Regions from separate parts of the Homo sapiens genome. Here regions 2 and 3 are each linked to region 1. Evidence: read pairs that join two places in POLR2A ChIA-PET (ENCODE). Cell type or tissue: MCF 10A. All regions are shown on one strand.

Region 1 (4,000 bases):
GTATTTCAGTGGCTTCTTAGATTGGTTGAAATGCAGTATAGTAGCCTCATTTGACAGACGAGTAGACTGAGGCTTACTGAGGTTAATAAACTCTCCCAGGTCACAAAGCCAGTGGCACAGCCAGGATTTCAGCCCAGACAGGCCACTCTAAGACTGCATACAGGCCGGGCGCGGTGGCTCACGCCTGTAATCCCAGCACTTTGGGAGGCCGAGGTGGGCGGATCACGAGGTCAGGAGATCGAGACCATCCTGGTTAACACGGTGAAACCCCGTCTCTACTAAAAATGCAAAAAAAAAATTAGCCGGGCGCGGTGGTGGGAGCCTGTAGTCCCAGCTACTCAGGAGGCTGAGGCAGGAGAATGGCGCGAACCCGGAAGGCGGAGCTTGCAGTGAGTTGAGATCGCGCCACTGCACTCCGGCCTGGGCGACAGAGCGAGACTCTGTCTCAAAAAAAAAAAAAAAAAAAAGACTGCATACATATTACTATCCTTCTAATTAAGAATTCGTATTGTGCCAGGCACAATTCTAGAACTAGAGATATAGCAGGGAAGAAAATAGAAAAAAAAAAAAAAATATATATATATATATATATATATATATATATATATATATATATATATATATATATATATTGCCCTCATGGAGTTTAACCTGACAGTGTTGAAGGCAGAAAATGAATAATTACATTACATAGTATGTTAGAAGGTGATTAAAAAAAAAACTATGGAGAAAAATAAAGGAAACAAGGGAGGGAAACAGAAGGCGATGGGAGCTGTGATCCTAAGTGGGCAGGGGAGTCAGGTATAGTACTCAGTGAAAAGGTGACATTTGAACAAAGACTGGAAGGAGGTAAGAGGAAGCCATGCAAAGGTCTTAGGCGACAGCATCCCCCGCAGAGGGTCAGTGACAAAGCCCAGAGGCCAGGGCACATGTGGGATGTCTGAGGAAGTCAGGGAGACAGGTGTTGAATGAAGGAGAGGGAGAGATGAGGTCAGATGGGCTATGGGGAGTGAAGGGGGATCCTGTAGCGCCATTTTACAGACTTTGGCTTTTAACCTGAGGATAACAGGAAACTTGCCAACTCTGTGGTCTTGGGCAGGTGAATTGATCTGAGCTTTACCGATTTTTCCTCTTCTGTAAAATGGAGCTGATAATATGACCTACCTTGTGGAGCAGTTTTATGAATTAACCAAAAATTATAATGACCAGTATGAGAGGATGACAGATGCCTTGCTGCTGGGTTTATTCTTTTTATTTTTATTTTTACTGGCTTTTTGTTTGTTTTTTTCTGAGACAGGGTCTCACTCTGTCACGCAGCCTGGAATGCAGTGACATAGTCACAGCTTACAGAAGCCTCAACCTTCTGAGCTCAAGTGACCCTCCTGCCACAGCCTCTTGAGTAGCTGGGATTGCAGGCATGCACCACCATGTCCAGCTGATTTTTTTTTATTTATCTTATTTTTTTATTTTTTTGTAGAGACAAAGTTTCACCATGTTACCTGGGCTGGTCTCGAACTCCTGGGCTCAAGCTATCTGCCTACCTCGGCCTCCTAAAGTGCTGGGATTACAGGTGTGAGCCACCATGCCTGTCCTATTTTAATTTAATTTAATTTAATGTTATTTATTTATTTATTTATTTTCGAGACAGGGTTTTACTCTTTCACCCAGGCTGGAGTGCAGTGGTGCAATCTCGGCTCACTGCAACCTTCACCTTCTGGGCTCAAGCCATCCTCCCACTTCAGCCTTCCAAGTAGCTGGGACTACAGGCATGCACACCTGGCTAATTTTTTTTTAATTTTTGTAGATACAGGATTTCACTATGTTGCCCAGACTTGTCTCGAACTCCTGAGCTCAGGCAATCTGCCTGCCTCAGCCTCCCAAAGTGCTGGGATTACAAGTGTGAGCCACTGCGCCCAGCCCTGGGTTTATTATTGTTATACAAATATCAAACTTTTTTTGCACTTTGGCAAGTACCTGGCTTTGTTCATGGGCCCGAAGGAAAGCATATATAAATATACAAATTACACTATATGTATGGCTCATGCAGAGTGGAAAGAATTTTAATATCCTGATGATTCATTGCCTCATCTATTCACTCAACAAACATTTCCTAAGTGCCTCTTCATGCCAGGTTCCGTGCCCCAGGCACTGGGAATTTGAGAAAGAAAGGACAGAGCCTCAGACTCCGGAGAGTTTTGCCTAGAGCATGGGCTGTCACTGGTGGCCCGTGGAGTGGATTTATTCTGTGAATGTGTGTGATTTATCAACTCTGAATGGAGTCATTTTAAAATCTGGAACAACTGCCTTTAAAGATAGACATATGTCAAAAAAAGAAAGTTCAGATTTCCAGTTCTCTTGAAAAATCAGGAGCTCTGGCTACCCTGAGCCCACATTCCTCATAGAAACCAGGCCAGGCCTGAGCAGCAGCTGCACCCTTGGACCCAGCACAGGCTTCCCAGTTCACTCTGGTGCCTTGGTTCCCGGTTCTTCACCCCCAACCCACTTGGTTCATTTCTTAGCCTTCTGTGGAAATTGAGCATTCTACGTATTTGTGTTTTGACCTCCAGGAAAAGTATCACAGCAGATGTAAGGGGCAGGGACAAAGAAGGCCATGATGACTCTGCTGGAGATCCCCAGGATGGCATCACAGAGGGAGGGATGCCAGAACTGAGATTTGGATACACAGCTCAGGAGGCAGGTCAAGGTATTCCAGGCAGAGGCACCACTTGTGCAAAAGCAGAGGGGCAAGCAAGTCTTAACCCCTATCAGTATCATTCACTGCTCCTCATGGATGCCATAGTCAGGTGAGGTCGTTTTCCAAGGCAATATTTTCCACGAGTGCCAGGGTTAAGCGGCTGTCAGTTTGCAAATAAAAACACAAATGGGAAAACTGTATACATTACAATTTTACCATGAAACACACTCAGATTGCATGAGTTTTGCAAAAGAGATGGATCAGAGGAAAGGGACAGGGAGGGAGAACAATGTAATTCATGCAATTTAGGGTTAGGATTATTTCATCACTGAGTGTGTATCCTGGGGTGAGCTGGAGGTCAGAGGCATGAATCCCTGGTTTCCTCAGTGGGGTCCTGTCTCCTTTTTACCTCTCATGGTGACAACGTCTCATTCCACTATGTGTAATTGTAGGGTTTAACGGTACAGAAATTTTGAATGATAGGAACCCAAAACACAACCCACCTTCTACATTTGATGCTGAACAGAAGAAATAGTGAAATGCAACAAAATTCGGGATAAACTGGTGATGTTAGACATTATGATCTCATATGTGTTGTTGTTTACTATAAGAGTACTTCAGAGTAAATAACATGACCAGGAGCAGTGGCTCATGCCTATAATTCCAGCACTTTGGGAGGCTGAGGCAGGCAAATCACTTGAGCCCAGAAGTTCAAGACCAGCCTGGGAAACATAGGGAGACTTTGTCTCTCCAAAAACAACTTTAAAAATTAGCCTGATAAGGCCAGGCATGGTGGCTCACGACTGTAATCCCAGCACTTTGGGAGTCCGAGGTGGGCAGATCACAAGGTCAGGAGTTCGAGACCAGCCTGACCAACATGGTGAAACCCCGTCTCAACTAAAAATACAAAAATTAGCCAGGTGTGGTGGCACACACCTGTAATCCCATCTACTCAGGAGGCTGAGGCAAGAGAATCACTTGAACCCAGGAGGCAGAGGTTGCAGTGAGCCGAGATTATGCCACTACACTCCAGCCTGGGCAACAAAGCGAGACTCCGCCTCAAAAAAATAAATAAATAAAAATTAGCCTGGCATAGGTGGCATGCACCTGTAGTCCCGGTTCTTGGGAGGCTCAGGTGGAGGATCACTTGAGCCCTGGAGTTCAAGACTGCCGTGAGCCATGATCCCACCACTCCACTTCAGCCTGGGTGACAGGGTGAGACTCTGTCTCAAAAAAAAAAAAAAAAAAAAAGTCTCCAGAGTAAATAATGTGAAGCAGGAGGAAATGTGTATTAATGAACTTGAA
Region 2 (4,000 bases), 52 kb after region 1:
AGGCTGTAGTGAGCCATGATTGTGCCACTGCACTCCAGCCTGGGTGACAGAGCAAGACCCTGGTCTCAAAAAAAGAAATGTGGCTGAGTGCAGTGGCTCACGCCTGTAATTCCAGCACTTTGGGAGGCCGAGGTGGGTGGATGTCTTGAGGTCAGGAGTTCGAGACCAGCCTGGCCAACATGGAGAAACCTCATCTCTACTAAAAATACAAAATAGCCGGGCGTGGTGGCGTGCACCTGTAATTCCAGCTACTTGGGAGACTGAGGCAGGAGAATCACTTGAACCCAGGAGGCGGAGGTTGTAGTGAGCCAAGATCACACCACTGCATTCCAGCCTGGGCGACAGAGTGAGACTCTGTCTCAAAAAAAAAAAAGAAAAGAAAAGAAATGTGTCCACAGTCACACAACTTTAAATGGCAATTCTTCATTGCACATGTGGGGCATGTGACTTCCCACTGGCATATTAACGTCACATAGAATATCTGTAAGCCCATTTAGACTCAAGTGAGGCATTCTGAAAGCAATTCCCCAGTTTAGTGGTATCCACTCTGTTTATTTCAATACGTGGCTCTCAAGACCATAATTCGAGAAAGATAGTTTATTAAGGACATAGCTTAATGGTACAGTTTATTCAAGCACCAGCATCTTTCCATGCTAAAAACTGAGTGAAGACATAATCCATTGCTAAAAAAACCCCGGTGCCTTTTCTGGGATATGTAGTCCATGGTATTTTTTAATGAGTCTCCAATGGCTACTCTGCCCCCCAATAAACTCCCATGAAGGAGTTTATGACCCAGTCCAAAAACTCTGGCCTGGTTCTATCACATGCTTAATTTTGCCTTCTTGGTGCTTCCTGTGTACCAAGTACTTCATATACAATTCAACCTTTAATCCTCATCACAAGCCTTTGTGTGAGCTCAGCAGCATCATGCCAGTTTTTTAGATGGAGACACAGAGACTCAAAGACATTGAGGATCCTCCCCAAAGTCTCACAACTAGTGTGTGTGGGAGCCACAGCATCACCACAAACAGGAAGTATGGCCCCACACCAGGGCTCCCAGCCAACAGAAAGGAGTCCATTGCATTTTAGCCCTGCCTCCGCTTGCCACGCAGAGCTCTTGAAGATCCCCTTCAACGCCATCAACCCAAAAAGGCAGCTCCTGCCCTGGGCTGTGGAGGGAGATCCTCTTTTTCTAATTAGCACAGAGTTCTCAAATGGGTTTGTGTTGGTGGCAGCCAGCTTAAAATGGAATGAATCCATGCCTAAGGGTATGTTTGCATGTATCACCAAGGCAAGGATGGCGACTGAGTTTTTCTTCCTTACCAGACTTCAATAAGTTTCTTCACCCCTCTATGCCTCAGTTTTCCCAACTATAAGGTGAGGATAATAACAGCATCTACCTCATAGGGCTGATGTGAGCACTAAATGAATTAATACTTGTAAAGCAATGTAAAGCACCTAAAATAGTGCCTGACATATATGTGAGCTGTGATTATTATTATTGTTGTTATTTTTACATCACTTTTGCACATGCTAGAAACCCATTATTTGCTACACACAGACACACACACACACACACACACACACACACACAGAGAGAGAGAGAGAGAGAGAGAGAGAGAGAGACAGAATTCCTAATTTGCATGTTTTGCATTTGGCCCAGGTTACTTTTATTTGTTTTCCCTTAAGCAAAGACCAACAGATCATCAAAAGGCATATCTAGATTCTGCCTTTTGAATTACTGTTGTAATGAAAAGGGACTCAACATTTAGATCAAAGTCTACATTTAAGACAACGTAGTCTAAAAGTTAAGCAGGGTGGGGCGGGGGTGGGGGGAATAAGAACCAATCCCGTTCTTTTGTTTCCTGCTGTGCTGTGTCATAGTTGTTTTCCATTCTCTGATTCAGGCTTCTTTCTGTAAATGAAGGGCACATCCCTGGAATAAACGGAGCCTACGATTGTCTAGAATTATTATCTGTGTCTGCAGAATCACATTGCCACCCACTCGCAGGGATCTAGTACGGTTCTCTAAGACCAACAGCTGCACAACCAGCTCAGGTAATAAACAAAGCAAAAATAGTCAAGTTCCTGGCAAGACTTACAAATGCTTCTGGCACGTACCTGATGACAAAGGCAAAATGAATCCCTTCCCAAAAGTCTTAAGTAAGGATTTGGGGTGCATTGTGCTTAAGTAAGCCTCCTCTCTGGATATTTTATTGAGCTTATCGAGATTTTTTCCATAACTTTTAGTACAAGATGAATCCTGGAGGAGATGCTTGAATACAACCTGCTAGGAACTATACTCGCCCTCACTGAAAGGTTGAGTAAAACAGACTAGGAATCCTAAACTCTCTGACCAATTGTTTACATGCATGAGTTAGCCTTTTATGCATTTTCTCCCGCATCTATAACACGAAGATTGTTTACTCTGACAACCTCCCGGGTTGCTAAGAGAATCGAATAAGAAATAATATGATAATAGTGCTTTGAAAAGGACAGTAACAAAACCTAACGTTTCGATCAAGCTTTCAAAGGACCTTTTCTTTATTTTATTTGATATATAGAAACAAAATGTTTTTTGTTTGAGCCTCATTTAATATGGACATATTCTAAAAGGTGATGGCACACAGACTGTTTCTAACACAATCCTGTAGCCTGAAAGCCCCAGAGACACTGACGAATTTTGCCAACAAGAAGACTATCTTATAAAGTTAAAAATCCCAAACTTAAGAAAATCATTTCCCCCTTGACAAGTCTTAATCAAAATCTGCCCATGCTGGTCATTTATTCTTTCAGCGCATGTGATTGAGATTCCAGTAATTAAGTATGCTCTTCTCCTAAGAAAAGCCTGTTTCAGGTTCATAACCAGGAAAGCTTCTCAACCGGAGGTGTTGCCGGCAGCCACCATTTGTTGAATTACTGGTGTCCCTGCAAGTGGAGATGAGGCAGAAGGGGGGTGCCTGTTCCCAGCTTTACCTACCATCACCACCTTCCTTGGGCTCCTCTTTCTCTTCCTATTTTCTACTTAACCCAATTTATAAGGAATAAGTTAAACAAAAGTAACAAGCAAGTAGTGAAACTTCACTTAAAACAATCTAAAAGCCAGAATGCAACCTGATTGTTTTACAATAGAGTAACCAAAGACCCCAATTTTTTTGCGCACAGTCTCAAGCATCCTCAAGGGCCTAGTGTATCTCTCTTAGGCTCTGGAAGAGGCTGGTTTTTAAACAGGATTGTTTTTCTTTAATATTTAAAGATATTGTTTTATGCTTTCATCTAGTATGATGTGTATTTTAAAGAATAGAATGTAAACAACATTAGTCATTTGGATGTTTCCTATGCTTTAAATACACATACACACATACACACACACACACACACACACACCACCACAGCAGTAAGCTGAAAGAAGAGTTAATAACTTTAATAAAAGTTAAATAAAAGAAGAGTTAATAACTTTAAACAGAGGTCGAGAGAAAGCATCAAACATTTATTTTTTGTTCAACAGGGAAATTTCAATACTGCTTTATGGAGTCTACCTCGTTCCGGGCGGGGTAGAATTCCAGATTGGCTTCCAAACATGATTTCACGAGGAATGCCTCGAACCAGGAAGTTCTTTCATGTTCTGAAGCCTCCTGATTCTTAGAAATTAAAGGGCTTTCTGTTTATTATGTAGTTGTTTGCTTGGGTGTTTGCTTTTGCCAGTTGACTTTATTTATTTTTATTTTAGATTACAGAAGTAAAGGAAAAACACTGTAGTATATATGACTGAAAATAGAAACTCACCCTTCTCTCCCTCTGACATGGCTTTCCCCACCCCCACCCCATTTTTTATTTACTTCCTGTGTTAATGGTAAGAGAGTATTCTTCTCGTCCTTTTTTAAATATTTTTACACATCTAAACACACACACACACGTGCAGATACATGTCCTTTTTTTAAACGTAGAGGAAATCATACAGTATTCACCTTTCTACAACTGTGTTTCAATCAACAATATT
Region 3 (4,000 bases), 93 kb before region 1:
TTCCCACTTTTATTCCTGCCCCCCTTTTCCACTTAGCCTTAAATTTTTTTTAATAAGAAATTTTTATTAACAAAAACAACAACAAAAAAAAAACAGAGTGAAGCACTTCACAAGATCTTGCCCAGTTTATTTTTTTAATCTGTAATAATGAGCATAACAGTTCAGCAATGGAATACTCACTCCAACAAAATCTCCAGATCTTTACATCCTGAGTCTGCGAGGGCTGGACACATGCCCTTGCTAATTATCAACCTTCTGAAACAGCTCAAGACATGGGATTAAAAACTGCTGTGGAATTTGAACTCACGGACATTCATCTGAGTCAGCTACTCTGAACTCGCATCTACTATAAGGACCTGAGCATTTCCTTCTCCCGTTTCCTCAGGACCTGCTCGGGGGTGTTCAGGGGAAGGTTGTCACAAACATACTTGCAATAAAAATAATCAAACAAATGGAGAGCATGTCTATTTCCGGAATTAGATTCTTTTGATAGTGAAGGAATCAAATGGGATAAGGGGCAGGGAGAAGTCAGGTAAGTCCAATATTACTATGTCCACATGCTTAAATTTCACTCCTCGGGGGCTTATTGTCCCTAACAATGGCCCTTTTAGCTATGGAATACGGGGAATGACTAACCTTTTTCTAGCCTGTCAGTGAGAACTACCACTATATATTGGTAAGTATTTCCGTACAAAATTCACTTGGAAAGGATATTGTTTCAAGCCTGGACAAAGCTCATATTGTCATGTTCCAGTTCCAGTTATTTTAGGCAAGGAAGGGGAATTTCCACTGCTCCCTACAATCAGTTTTGAGCACTTAGCTCTGAGTAATAACTTCCTTGTAATCTGTCAGAGCCCAAGTTATTTAACAGAGGAAAGAAAAAATCCCCTGATACTATGCATGAAATTCTTAGCCAAGCAAGCCACTTTAAGAATACATCAATTAGCTCAGGCAGGAGTAAAGACGTGACCTCATCCAATGGAGAGAATGCAAGCAACTTGATTCTAAAAGGAAGAAATGAAATGAGTCAATGCAAATTCCCAGATAGGATACAAAACTAAGAGTCATTTAATGTCAGTGTTGATGATAATAGTAGCTCCCATTCATAGCATACTTATCATAGGCCAAGCACTAGCCCATCCAAACCCCTTATTGCCCTGGTCCTATTAAAACTATTTAAGTTTTATTTTCAAGAGTCAACTAATGTATGCTAAATAAATAATAGTACAGGTGGCAACAGATATGGCAAAAATCCAAAGTAATATGCAAATGACAACTGGGAAACATTAACTGAACAATACCATTTCTATAAATACATAACAAATACACCATCATAACAAAGAAAGTAAATAAAATTACCGTGTATTGAAATTGGAGTTTAATTAAGTGCCAGCCATTTTATAAGCATTAACTCTAAGCCTCACAAAAGCCCTAAGAATTGGGAAGTATTGCTATTCCCATTTTACAGACATGGAAAATAAGGCTTATATTGCTAAGTCATTGGTTCAAGGTCACATGGCTAAAGTGGCAGAGCTGGGATTCAATCCCACTCTCGCCAGATGCCAGAACCCAGGCAGATGTTACTGTGGCATTATTGGCACTTGTGTCAAGCCCGGTGAGGGATTTCAGCAACCCTCAGTCTGGATGGTACCACACACTCCTCCAGGCAAAGGAAACGCCCACAGGCCACTGAAAAAAGAAGCCACTTCCTGTCCCTGCAAAGAGAGAACATCACCATCCTTGAGTCAGGTTCCTCACCATCTCTGGGCTCAGCCTCTCAGCTAAACAATTTATCTTTGGAGTGACAGGTGATGACTTAGTCACCCTGGCTCTGCCCTTCTCCCGTTTCCTATAAACCAGCTGTGTTTCACGGGTGATTTAGAGCATAACCACAGAACACATAGGCTTTTATGGAACAAGCAATAATTGGGCACTGCAGAGAAGCTGTCATGCCCCCCTCACCCATCCCCCCACCCCATTGGCAGAGCTAACAGCTCCCAGCTGCTCTCATTCAGCAGCACAGAAGCCAATTCACCTGGGAGATTATCTCCTCACTCTTAATGAGGCCAGCCTACAGCCAGTAACTGACTGTTCCAGGCCATGAAAGGCCAGCGCCTTTGCTTCAACATGAGCTAATGCTGGGGTGCAGTATCTGCTCCCGATACACGCAATGTATATCCCCAAGGCATCAGGCTGAAGCTAGACTCCAGTTCACAAAAACCTCTGCTTCGCTCCTTCTCCCACCGTGTCCTGCTTCCTTGGTTCCCACTCCCATGGGAGCCTTCCCTCACTAAACCACTGCCCCCAACCCCCATCCCCAGTGCTGCTTTCAAACCCAAAACACCACCCACCATGTGCCACCATGATGGGTACTGGAGACGTGTGTTAACTAAGTGGGATTTTTGAACTTCAGGAGCTCATACTAGTGAAGGAAACAGTTACATAAACCCAATAGAATAGGGTAAGAACTATAATAAAATGTGCATTCTTTTTACTCTTTCTCTTATTTTAGTACCTCTGTGCACCCAGGCCTATGATAAGCATTATTCAGACATTGTTCCATTTGATTCTGAGAACAAACCCATGAGGGAGGCACTGCAATTAACCCTTTTCATGGACAAAAAAAAACCCCAAGTGTTCACAAAGGTTAATTAACTAGCCGTTAAGTGTAGAGATGGTACTTGAACCCATTCTCTTTAAATTTCCTCGCTCTTTTACAGGGCGTCTTTCCCGCTTCTTGAGATCAGCCGTCAGCAAACCATGCTCCCTAGGCACTGCCTGTTTCTGCAAATAAAGTTTTATTAAAACACAGCCACACACATTATTTACCCATGTCTATGACTGCATTTAGTCTACGAAGGCAGAGGTGAGCGGTTGACACAGAGCCTGGAGGGTCTGCAAAGCTGAAAATATCTACGTCTCCCTTTTTATGGCTACAGGAGTAGCCAGCCCTCCTCTATTTGATGAGCTTCTGTTCTTCTTCAGCCTCAGAAAAAGAGAAACCAGGAATTTTCTTCCGTCCAAATCGAGGTTCTCCATCAACTGCTGCCTATAGTGGAGCCTGTGCTCCCTTTGCCCTGAGTCTGGGAGAACCTTACTCATTCACTAAGCTCCGGTGCAGCACTTGCTGGAGGACAAATTCACATTATCTGATTGGCCTGTGTTCCTCTTGCTGTTTCACCTACCGACACGTTAAAAGGAATTCTATCATTTCCTCAACGGATTATTCCTGTCGAGAACCACAACAAGGAAGCTTCCTCTTGAGATTTCAGCCTGGAATCCTCATTGTTCAAAGATATGCCATTACCTTTTAAATCATCCCCCGAGAAGTTCCTCTTCTAGCCTTTTATTTATGGAATTTCAATGCTTGGAAATGGTGATCACCTCCTCCCAGGGTTTTCTGCCACATGGCTTTCATACTTGAGCTCTTTTCATCTTTTCCCGTAAGTTAATCACTTCTTAATTGTGTTCTGTTGCCCAGTCTTTGAACTGTTGTCCAATCTGTTTGCATGCTGGGGTGATTACAATACAATGAGTATCATGAGCCTGACTGAGTCCATCCAGGACCAAATGGCCAGCTGAGAATAGCCAACAGGCTATTCTGTTTCTGAAGGCTTCTTCCTGTCACCAGAATGTTCTGGATGTGTTATTCATAGCTTGAACTAGCTCTGTTTTTGTTTTTTATTTTGGGGGGTTTTTGGGGTTTTTTGTTGTTGTTGTTGAGGCGGAGTCTCACTCTGTCACCAGGCTGGAGTGCAGTGGCGAGATCTCAGCTCATTGCAACCTCCACCTCCCAGGTTCAAGCAATTCTCCTGCCTCAGCCTCCCAAGTAGCTGGGACTACAGGCACACGCCACCACGCCTGGCTAATTTTTGTATTTTTACTACAGACGGGGTTTCACCACGTTGGCCAGGATGGTCTTGATATCTTGACCTCGTGATCCACCCACCTTGGCCTCCCAAAGTGCTGGGATTACAGGTGTGAGCCACCAACGCCCAGC

Evidence for each region. ChIA-PET counts read pairs that join two places held together with the same protein. Peaks named below come from ENCODE experiments on the same cell type or tissue, not always from the same donor. Only the 100,000 strongest peaks of a DNase experiment are listed, where the experiment ranks them.
Region 2: POLR2A ChIA-PET joins it to region 1 with 8 read pairs; 8 of 35 experiments call an interaction of 5 or more read pairs at or near these places.
Region 3: POLR2A ChIA-PET joins it to region 1 with 5 read pairs; 7 of 35 experiments call an interaction of 5 or more read pairs at or near these places.

Annotation. Positions count from the first base shown.
Region 1 is chr20:53,804,113-53,808,112 of GRCh38, reverse strand. No RefSeq gene overlaps it. Among named protein-coding and RNA genes, the nearest start is that of BCAS1-AS1, 110 kb to the left of the region's middle. In MCF 10A, no CTCF peak of the experiment used is centred here; a DNase peak (open chromatin) is centred at 2,092.
Region 2 is chr20:53,751,685-53,755,684 of GRCh38, reverse strand. No RefSeq gene overlaps it. Among named protein-coding and RNA genes, the nearest start is that of ZNF217, 160 kb to the right of the region's middle. RefSeq lists enhancers at 948-1,027, 1,058-1,107. In MCF 10A, no CTCF peak of the experiment used is centred here; DNase peaks (open chromatin) are centred at 2,094 and 2,384.
Region 3 is chr20:53,897,569-53,901,568 of GRCh38, reverse strand. No RefSeq gene overlaps it. Among named protein-coding and RNA genes, the nearest start is that of BCAS1-AS1, 16 kb to the left of the region's middle. In MCF 10A, no CTCF peak of the experiment used is centred here; a DNase peak (open chromatin) is centred at 1,768.